2 separate regions of the Homo sapiens genome follow, and region 2 is linked to region 1. The links are chromatin loops, found by intact Hi-C in ENCODE. Cell type or tissue: endothelial cell of umbilical vein. All regions are shown on one strand.

What was found. Peaks named below come from ENCODE experiments on the same cell type or tissue, not always from the same donor. Only the 100,000 strongest peaks of a DNase experiment are listed, where the experiment ranks them.
Region 2: a loop joins it to region 1, with 8 times the contacts of the local background. A loop is called at or near these places in 1 of 110 quality-filtered maps.

The regions. Positions count from the first base shown.
Region 1 is chr4:145,232,128-145,237,127 of GRCh38, reverse strand. No RefSeq gene overlaps it. Among named protein-coding and RNA genes, the nearest start is that of OTUD4, 54 kb to the right of the region's middle. RefSeq lists a silencer at 2,762-2,861. In endothelial cell of umbilical vein, a CTCF peak has its summit at 2,846 (motif pointing left); DNase peaks (open chromatin) are centred at 2,807 and 4,607.
Region 2 is chr4:145,386,146-145,391,145 of GRCh38, reverse strand. No RefSeq gene overlaps it. Among named protein-coding and RNA genes, the nearest start is that of LINC02266, 48 kb to the right of the region's middle. In endothelial cell of umbilical vein, no CTCF peak of the experiment used is centred here; a DNase peak (open chromatin) is centred at 2,855; H3K27ac peaks cover 1,952 bases.

The sequences.
Region 1 (5,000 bases):
GAGTGAAACCCATCTCTAAAAAATAGATAAATAAATGTAATTTTTTCCAGCCTCACTCCTGAGAATAGAAGAGTTTTCAAGCTGTAAAACTGGATTCAGTTTCTCATGGAGCAAGTTTAGTGTCCTCTGCCCCTCAGGAGCTGAAATCCTAACCAGTACTTTATGCTTTCTGGATTTTCCATAAACTTTGTGACTTCAGTCTAGCCACTTTGACATTTTTGTTCTATTTTCATTTAGGAGATGTTTGTCTTATTTTTTATCCTAGACTTATCTTTTTTTTACATTTGATCTATTTTTGTCATGTATTTGGAGCAAAGTGCGTTATCGAAGCTTAAACTCAGTGAGCCGTCTTGCCTATAAGTTGTGCCCCCATACTCTGCTTTCTCTGTCATTTACATCAAATGCTGATCTCATTTGTGCTTTGTATTTTGTCTCCCCCGTCTTCTTGAGGACTTTACTCCTACAATTATTCCCCTTTCCCTGAGTCATTCATTTCTTCTTTCCTAAACCACTCCCATTATTATACTAATAGGTTGAAATATTATTCTTTTTATAAAATGAAACAAAATTCTCCTGAGATTTTACATTCTCCTCCAGCTACTTCCCATTTTTCTGTTCCTCTGCTCTTCTTTCTATCAAAACTCCTGAAAGAGTTCTCTATACTGTATTCACTGTCTTCACTTTCTCACTCCTCATTCTTCCCTCAACTCACAGTCATTCATCTTTGAGTCTCCATTACAAAGGCAATGCTTTGCTCATGTTAAGTTTTAGTTGCCAAGTGTGCATCCAAGCACAGTAAGTGGTCTTGAGGCTTGGAGAAGAGTGCAGGGCTGGAAATATGAATATGGGACTCTTTGATATATTGATGTTATGGCAGAAACTACTAGGTACTTACCAAATATTCTTTTTCCTCTTCCCCCTTAGAACTTCACATTTAGGCAGGGAGCAGTGGCTCACACCTGTAATCGCAACACTTTGGGATGCCGAGGTGGGAGGATCACGAGATCAAGAGATTGAGACCATCCTGGCCAACATGGTGAAACCCCATCTCAACTAAAAATACAAAAATCAGCTGGATGTGGTGGTGCGTGCCTGTAGTCCCAGACTTGAGAATATAAGCCACGTGCTAAGATGATGGAACAGAAAGTCAGAAGCAGCCTGAGTTTCTGATGACCTTGTGAATATGCCATATCAGCTGTGGATGGCCTCCTTCTGACTCCTAATATGGAAGAGAATGAACTATTTTGTGTCAAAGCTGCTGTAATTGGATCTTTGTTATCAGCAGTTGAGCAAAATTTCTTAGGGAACAGATGATATTTAAAGTCATGGAACTGGATGAGATCACTTGGGAAGTGAATGGAGGTAGAGGAGAGTAGAGGACCATGCCAGAGCCTATGGAATTCTAGCATGCTAATGTTCAGGAAGAGGAAGAGGATACAGAAAGAGATCAGCCATGAAGGATCAACTAAGTAACAGGACAACCAGCCTCTGTGGTGTCTTGGAAGCAAGTGAAGAAAATGTTTGCCAAATGCTGCCCATAGGCCAAATTAGAGGAGAACTGAGAAGCGGCCATTGGATTTAGCAACATGGAGGTCACTGGTTACCCTGACGAGAGCAAGTTCAGGGGCAGGTGGGGAAAAGCCTGATTTGAATAAGAAGAAGACAGAAAGTATAAGCAACTTTTTCAAGTAATTTTTGCTGCAGAGGAGGGCAGAGACACAGGGCAGTAGCTGGAGAAGTAGGCTCAAAAGAAGTTGTATTGGCTGGGCATGGTGGCTCACACCTGTAATCCAGCAGTTTGAGAGGCCGAGGTGGACAGATCACTTGAGGTCAAGAGTTCGAGACCAGGTCAACATGGCAAAACCTTGTCTTTGCTAAAAATACAAAAATTAGCTGGGCATGATGGCACGCACCTGTAGTCCCAGCTGCTTAGGAGGCTAAGGCAGGAGAATTGCTTGAACCCAGGAGGCAAAGATTGCAGTGAGCCAAGGTCACACCACTACACTCTAGTCTGGGCAACAGAGTGACACTCTGTCTCAAAAAAAAAAAAAAAAAAAAGAGTCATATTTGTTTAAGATTAGAAAAACAATAGTATATTTGATGCTTGTAGGAATGATCTAATTTAATAATGCACAAATGAGAAGGTAGAATTGGTGGTGTGATATCTTTGTTTAAGTCAAGTTGCTCCCTGAGTTTCACTCAAATAATCACTTTATTATGTTTCCATAACTACCACATAGCTAACTTTTCCTGGTTCTTTTTCATTTGTGTAATTTTTTTAAAAATCAATGCAATGAGTTAAAATGGCATAAATATAGAAAAGAATTTTAAAGAGAATGCTTGATTCTAAAAAACAATTAAATATATTCTAATTTAATCTTATTTATATTACATCATTTAGATTCTAAGTGCTTCAAATACTTAGATTCTAAGTGCTTCAAATTTCTAAGTGCTTCAAATATCTCCAATTTATTAGGAGAAAGTATAGATTGAAGAAAAAAAGAACAAAAAAGTACAGTAATTTTGTTTTTTATACATTTGTATCTAAGGATAAGAACTTTAATCTACAATGTATGAGGCATGATGTGGGGGTTATCTTTCCTGTCCATCCAGGAATTTATAACAAAAACAAATACATACGATTTTAAAATAACATTACTTGCTTCAAAAAGTGTTTAAAGTGTTAGTCAATATTAAATCAGGACAGACATGAATACAATGTGAATGTTGAGCCTTAGTGTTTATAATGTTCTATAGAAACTGGAACTGTATAAAGACCAGAGGGTGGATTCTTTAACATGATACCTATAGGCTCTCCAGGAAGGAACTATGGTGACCCCTGCTGGGAGGATGAAGCTCTCCATATAGGGCCAGGCTTAGAGTAAATGAGAAGGTCACAAATTAGAAAACTTAAGAACATGAGGATTTAACATGAGGAAGGAAAAAGAATACCAGAAAAAGTGATCATGCATGAACAGGCTGAAGTAGCTGGTCTTCAGTAAAAATCAGAGCAAGGGCAGGATGAAGAGTCATAGCATGAAAAGAAAGAACTGTAACAGACGATACACAGGATGTGTAAATTAAAATGGAGCTTTGGGTTCCAGACCCCTTTTAAAGGGGATCTTTGAATGCTGTAAGTGTTCCCAAACCCCACATAGGTCAAAACTCCCTGCTAGGAGAAGGCAATATTCTCTCAGATGTGCAAGTGGTCAATCTTCATACACAAAAACTCTTGAGAGATTCATCACAATTTCAGAGAAACATTGGGATTTTAAAAAAAGTCTGGAGAGAGAGGAGGAAATGGCAAAGGGAAAGATGAGTTTTTTCCAGGGGCCGTCAGTGTCCCTTTGCACCACAGTTTAGAAATTGCTGCTCCAAGTTATTTTAATTATTTCCTGTCTCACTTCAGACAATTATACTTAATAGATGAAGGTAAAAGTGAAGAGATAGATTAGTATCAGAAGATTAAAGCCTTATTGATAGATGAAGTTGTTAGCCCTTGGTTTATAAGCCAGAGAACTAATGGATGACTTCTAGAGGATCCACAAACCTGGGGAAAAATATACTTTTTTTGTACGTCTTCCCCAATATTTAAAACTATATTTTGGGGAGAAAAACTTTTTGTATAACATTTTATGAAAGCATTGTTTCATAATAAATAAGTAAAAAGCAGTATGCAAAATTACAGTTTGGTACATTATTGGTGTCATTGGCCTGTTATAATATTTACCAGGCCATTCTTTGACATGAATTGAAAATGAAACATGATTATGAACATCTGTTTATACCTTAATATCAGTTTAGGCTAGGATATATCACCAAAAAAAAAGAATCCCTCTTTTTTTTTTTTGAGACCGAGTCTCGCTCTGTCGCCCAGGCTGGAGTGCAGTGGCGCAATCTCAGCTCACTGCACCCGCCTCCAGGTTCAAGCGATTCTCCTGCCTCAGGCTCCCCAGTAGCTGGGACTACAGGCGCCCACCACCACGCCTGGATAATTTTTTTTTATTTTTAGTAGAGATGGGGTTTCACCGTGTTAGTTAGGATGGTCTCAATCTCCTGACCTCATGATCACCCGCCTTGGCCTCTCAAAGTGCTGGGATTACAGGCATGAGCTACCGTGCCCAGCAAAAATCTCGCTTTTTTTTTTTTTTTTTTTTTTTTTTTCTTGAGACGGAGCCTCACTCTGTCGCCCAGGTTGGAGTGCAGTGGCACAATCTCGGCTCACTGCAAGCTCCGCCTTCCGGGTTCACGCCATTCTTCTGCCTCAGCCTCCCAAGTAGCTGGGACTACAGGCGCCTGCCACCATGCCCGGCTAATTTTTTGTATTTTTAGTAGAGACGGGGTTTCACCGTGTTAGCCAGGATGGTCTCGATCTCCTTACCTCGTGATCCGTCTGCCTCGGCCTCCCAAAGTGCTGGGATTACAGGCGTGAGTCACCGCGCCTGGCCAAGAATCTCTCTTTATCTCTGTCTGCCCCCTTGGATTTTGCTTGCATTGTTGAACATATTACCTATGGAAGCAGGAACCGAACAAAGCTGAAGTGATCCCTTACATCCTGAAAATACACTGCACAGTCTGCCTCTTTTGCCTTAGTAAAAGGGTCAATTGGAAAGCATTAAAAACTTGGATTTTCTCCAACACAAAGATGTATTGTCTTGAGTCATCCTGCAAGATCGCTTGCTGCACGACTAAATAAAAGACCTTGCTGAAGCAAAATGTCCTGGAAATGGTTATTCTGATTTGTAATTTGAAGGAAAATTTAAAAAGTAAAACAATGCTTCTGTCAAATCTTCTCATCCATTCCAGAATCACTAAAATCTATTCCAATATTTTGAAGCAGATCATGAAGGAATCGCTATTTCTCTTCATCGTGAAAGTATTGACATCTGTTGGCAGAGCCAGGTCCAGTTCCCATGTTATCTGCACAAGAACAGCATCAAATGAGGATTTCTATTTTGGGAGCACTTTTAGAAAGTTCAAAGGCCTCCTATGGTGTTGAA
Region 2 (5,000 bases), 150 kb before region 1:
CTTTCTGTCTTCAGAGCTACCAGTTACCTTTAATATTTGAGTTACGATGAGAGCAATCATTTTGTTTCTGTTTCTAAGGAGCTTCACGCGCATACTGGCCTAAGTTTCAGCCTTTTCTGGTCTGCTGTGTCAATTACCACCTGCTCTCCAATTTCAAAATGTTGTTGACATATGCTATTCTTTTCTCCAATTCTTTTCGTGTGTGTGTGTGTGTGTGTGTTGGTCTTTTAATTTCTATACCACCCTTTCAGTAGAGTTTTGAAAGGGAATGGAGATAAATGCATAATTCCATCTATTACAGCCGTGAAAACACACTTCTAAGTTGTCCTGCTGCAGGAAACATAATTGACAAAGGGCCTCAGCTGTTATGCTCTGAAACCCAACACTATGTTTGGGAGGTGGCTGTGCTTTCCCATGAGATGCTCCTACTCAGTGACAAAGTGTGGCAGGGATACGAAGGCAGGACTATTCCTGGGAGATGTGATGCTCCTGTAATGGACAGTGTTGGCCAGAGGATTCTCCACTGGTTTTGTCAAAATTTTCTCAGAAATGCATTACAGTCAAGGGCCTTCCTTCCTTCCTCCCTCTCTCCCCTTCTCCATCCTTCCCTTTTCCTTCCTTCCTTCCTTCCTTCTTTCCTTCCTTCCCAGGGATCACAATCGTATCATGGTCTGATACTTCTTCCTAAGGCAAAAATTGATGAAAATAGCCAGTAACTATTATAAAGTGTATGTCTTTTCAGTCTTTTGATTAATGTCTTATTTTATTTCTGGGACCTTAAGCTATATCTATGCTTCTGTTCAATTATGTGTCGATTTTCTTTAGGGATATCCATTATGCATATTTAATCTTCATTTTTATCTCTAGATTTATCATTTTTCTTTAATCTTATTTATTTTTGAAATCTTCTCCTTTATATGCTATGCTTTCAGTAGTAACTATTCTCCTTTATTCTACTTTAACTCTCATTTTGAATGAGATTTTACTTCTCTTTTCCACTCATCTTTGATTTTTTTCTCTTCTCAGCACATTTCCTCCCAAACTCTTTAGATGTATTTTGAGTCATCATTTTATATAAGTATTTCTTTCATTAAATGTTTTAAATTCATGGCAATATATTTGGTAATACTTTTCTTCTGGTTCATAACAAAAATCTTCTGGGATATATTCTTCATCTGCCATTTGTACTATTTGTTTTCCCCATTCCTTCAACAGTTTTTTCTTTTCTTTTTCTTTTTTTTTTTTTTTGAAGTAATTCCATAGATTCAGTGTGCTTACTTTGTGGTAATACTCAACTTTGAATGACGGAAATTCCTTATGAATTGGGTATTTGCACGTTGCTCATAGCACAGCGGCAGTGCTGTGAGTTCTGATTTGGAATTACAGCTCTGCCACATAATAGCTGCATGACTCTATTTCTGCAGTAAAGGGCTAATCATAATAGCATTTATCTCACTGAGTGCTGTAATGGCTAATACAGGAGGTCAATCCCTGAAAAGGCATGCAGATAATGCATGTACATGTGGCATTGTAAGAATACGGTAAATACTACCTTTTTTAAAAGTCATCTCAGAGTGTCTTTTTGCACTTCCACTTTATCTTGCCTGTATCTGGCATTTCTTCCTCCCTTCCTACAGCTCAAAGTTACATCTACCTGCTAAAGTTGTGGGAGATAACGTTAGTATTTCTGGTTTTTCTTTCTCCTTGTTTTTGAATGATTTCTTATAGGAAAAAGGAGTTGTGGGCGGGGGGCAATCCTGTCTTTAGTCACCATTTCTAAGTATCAACCAGGACTTGACACTTAAATTGAGGCATGAAGGATGAGTGGGAATAAAGTAACTGAGGTAGGGACAGGTAGGGGAACATGCTAGAAGAGGAAAATGCATGTGGCTCCTGTGACATGGGAAGGAGCTGTGAAATTTGAAGCACTGAAATGATTGCATGGCTGTAATATAAGGAGGGAAAAGGAGAATGGGATAAGATGAGGCTGGTAAGTAGGCAGCCATTCACATGGTTTTCCATCAACACTTCACCCCTCGGTGCAGCTAAACACAGTACTTAAGACAACTCGTTTTATGCTCCTCAATTTTTGGTTGAATAAGGAAGGACTCATGGAGAGGAAATGGGACAGACTTTGAGTCGCCTTTGGGGCTGGGTTTCAAGGCCAAACTTTAAAATTTATCAGTTATCTCTTCTTAAAGAGAAGATTGATCACTGCCACTTTATTGTATGATAATCCAGGTTACCTCCGACAATGTCTATGTTGCAAACATTCCTATATCCATTTATGGAGCAAAACATTCCAAGGTTTTTGATTCCAATTTAAAAATAAAATCATAAATATATTTTGCTTTTAATTTTTGTAGCTTTTTGCTTATAAAAAACATTGCACTACTATTAATAGAATTCTAAAGGAAAGAAAAAAAAGTTTAACCACAAGCACACCCAAGCCAACATATCACACTGTTTCCATATTTATTCATGTTTTCTTACGAATATATTTTAGAATAATTGCAGAACAGTGAATATTTAAATAAATAATAAAACAATTCAGAGGAGTTACTGTAGAAGTGGTTATTTCTGTTCTGGTGATCTAAGCTAGTTTATGTAGTTTTATAGAAAGGCAAATTGGAATGTCTTTAAATAAGTTGCAGACTTGCACACTAACATTAACCCACTATCTAGTTTGATTGTGAAGTATAATCTTAGGTACCATTGTCTCTATATTTGATCCCTCTGGCACCACATTCTGAAAGTAGTAAAGAAGAATGATGATTGAAGTTTTTGTTTGTTTAGTTTTGGTTTTAACAGGAACTTAATATTACAAAAGTGTAACTTAAGTAAGATTGATCTGATACCAGGTGGTATGTGAGAGACTAGAAACAGGAAGATAAGTAGGAAGCTATTTCAAATACCCCAGGCATGAGGTAACAAAGGAAACATTACAGTAGTTGAAGTGGAAATACAAAGGATACTTGGGTACATGATAGAAATAAGAAACGCAGAGGGGAAGTGATTTGCAGGAAATGATGACAAGCTTGTTTCAAATATGTCAGATTTGGGACGCGCAAGTAGATACTTTGTGAAAATAGAGCTATGAAACTAGAGCACAGGTAAGATGCCATGTTAGACTTGCTCTTTTGGTGATCTTCATAGTGAAGAGTTGAGGCTAACAAAGTAGATGAGGTCTCTAAGGTACTACTATGATTCAAGAAGAGGTAAAAGATAAAAAAGACATCAACCAGGATGAAAACTAATGGGCCTATTGTATTTAGGAGATTATTTAATAATCAAATGGCAGGTAATAACAGATGTCATGTATACAACTTATTTGAAGTATTTGGAAGAAATAGAAGAGACATGGAGGAGCCAGCAAAGCCATGTGTATTAATGTTTTCTTCTCCACATTAGAGAATATCGATGCAGGAAAAGTTCAAAGAGTAAAAATATGAATAAAGGAAGAATAAAGAGGAGAAAACTCTACCTCAGTGTTAAATGAATTGAATAAAATCTAGTAGAGTGGATCCCAAAGCTATTTTGGCAGTAAACAAACAGGAAAAAAGTGCAATCTTCTGACATAAATGTTAACAGATCTGCCAAGGAATGAAAAATGAGGATTAAGGAAAGAATAATATAGCACTTGTTCTAACCCAGTGGGTCTCGACCAGGACTGATTTTTTGCCACTCAAGGGACATTTGGCAATGTCTGGAGACATATTTTGTTCTTACAAGTGGGGCATATTCTACTAGTAGGTAGAGGCCAGGGATGCCGTTAAATAACCAACATTACTCAGGGCAAAAACAAGGAAGTATTTGAACCAAAAAGTCAATAGCCTCAAAGTTGAGAAACCTTGATCTAACCCATTCAACACGTCAGAAACAGTACTGGTGAGTCAACAAATCCTGAGAGTTTCCACTGATACTGTAAGAGTAGGAGAGAAGATTGGTTGAATTTTGTACTTTACCTCTCCCTTTGAAAAATTATTTTATGTTAGAATGCATGCATGTACGAAAGTTACATAGCAAGAAGTAGGTAAAACAAAGTACAGTGTCACCTTGAACATGGGTTTGAACTATGTGGGTCTGCTTATACAGAAATTTTCTTCTTCCTCTGTCTTCTCTGAAACACAGCAAGACCAACCCTCTTCTTCCTCCTCAGCCTAATCCATGGGAAATGATGAGGATAAAGCCTTTATGATGATCCACTTCCACTTAATGAATAGTAAATATATTTTCTCTTCTTTATGATTTTCTTAATAACATTTTCTTTTCTTTAGCTATATATATAGATATATATAACATATATATAAAATATGTATAACATAAAAACATATGAATCAATGGTTTATGTTATCAGTAAGGCTTTAAGGTTTCTGGTCAACAGTAGGATATTAGTAGTTAAGTTTGGGGGAGTCAAAAGTTATGTGCAGATTTTTGACTGCACAGGGGGCTGGCACGCTTAACTCCCACATTGTTAGAAGATCAACGGTAATAAAATAACCAGAAGAGACTCTCTCAGACATAAGTTCTCATGTGGAGAAATATGCAAGGGTATCTTCCAATATGAAAGCTAGGAACAAAGTTTAAAGACAAAACAAACTACAGTTTCTCTAATTAAGGCAATTCACAATTGCACAGAGCTCTCCTGCTACCACGTTTCTATAACATCAGGTTATAGAAAAGTGGATTGAACTCAATATCCAGCTCTCACATTGTTGTTGAAAAAGGAAGACACAGGACAATTTGGAGTAGACAACCTTCTCCCTATTCTTCCCACTTTACAGCTAAAATTTCCAGACATTACATACGAAACAAACAAAACATAATGCTGAAAGGTGGAAAGAAGAGAAACAACTGAATAGGGATTTAGAAACCTGAAAAAAGACAGAGAGGTGAGTTCCCTGGGTTTCTTTTTTGCTTCATGTATCCCATACTGGGTTAGGGACAAGCTGGCAACTCAGAAATCACAATGGGCACAGACAGAAACAAACAATAAACAA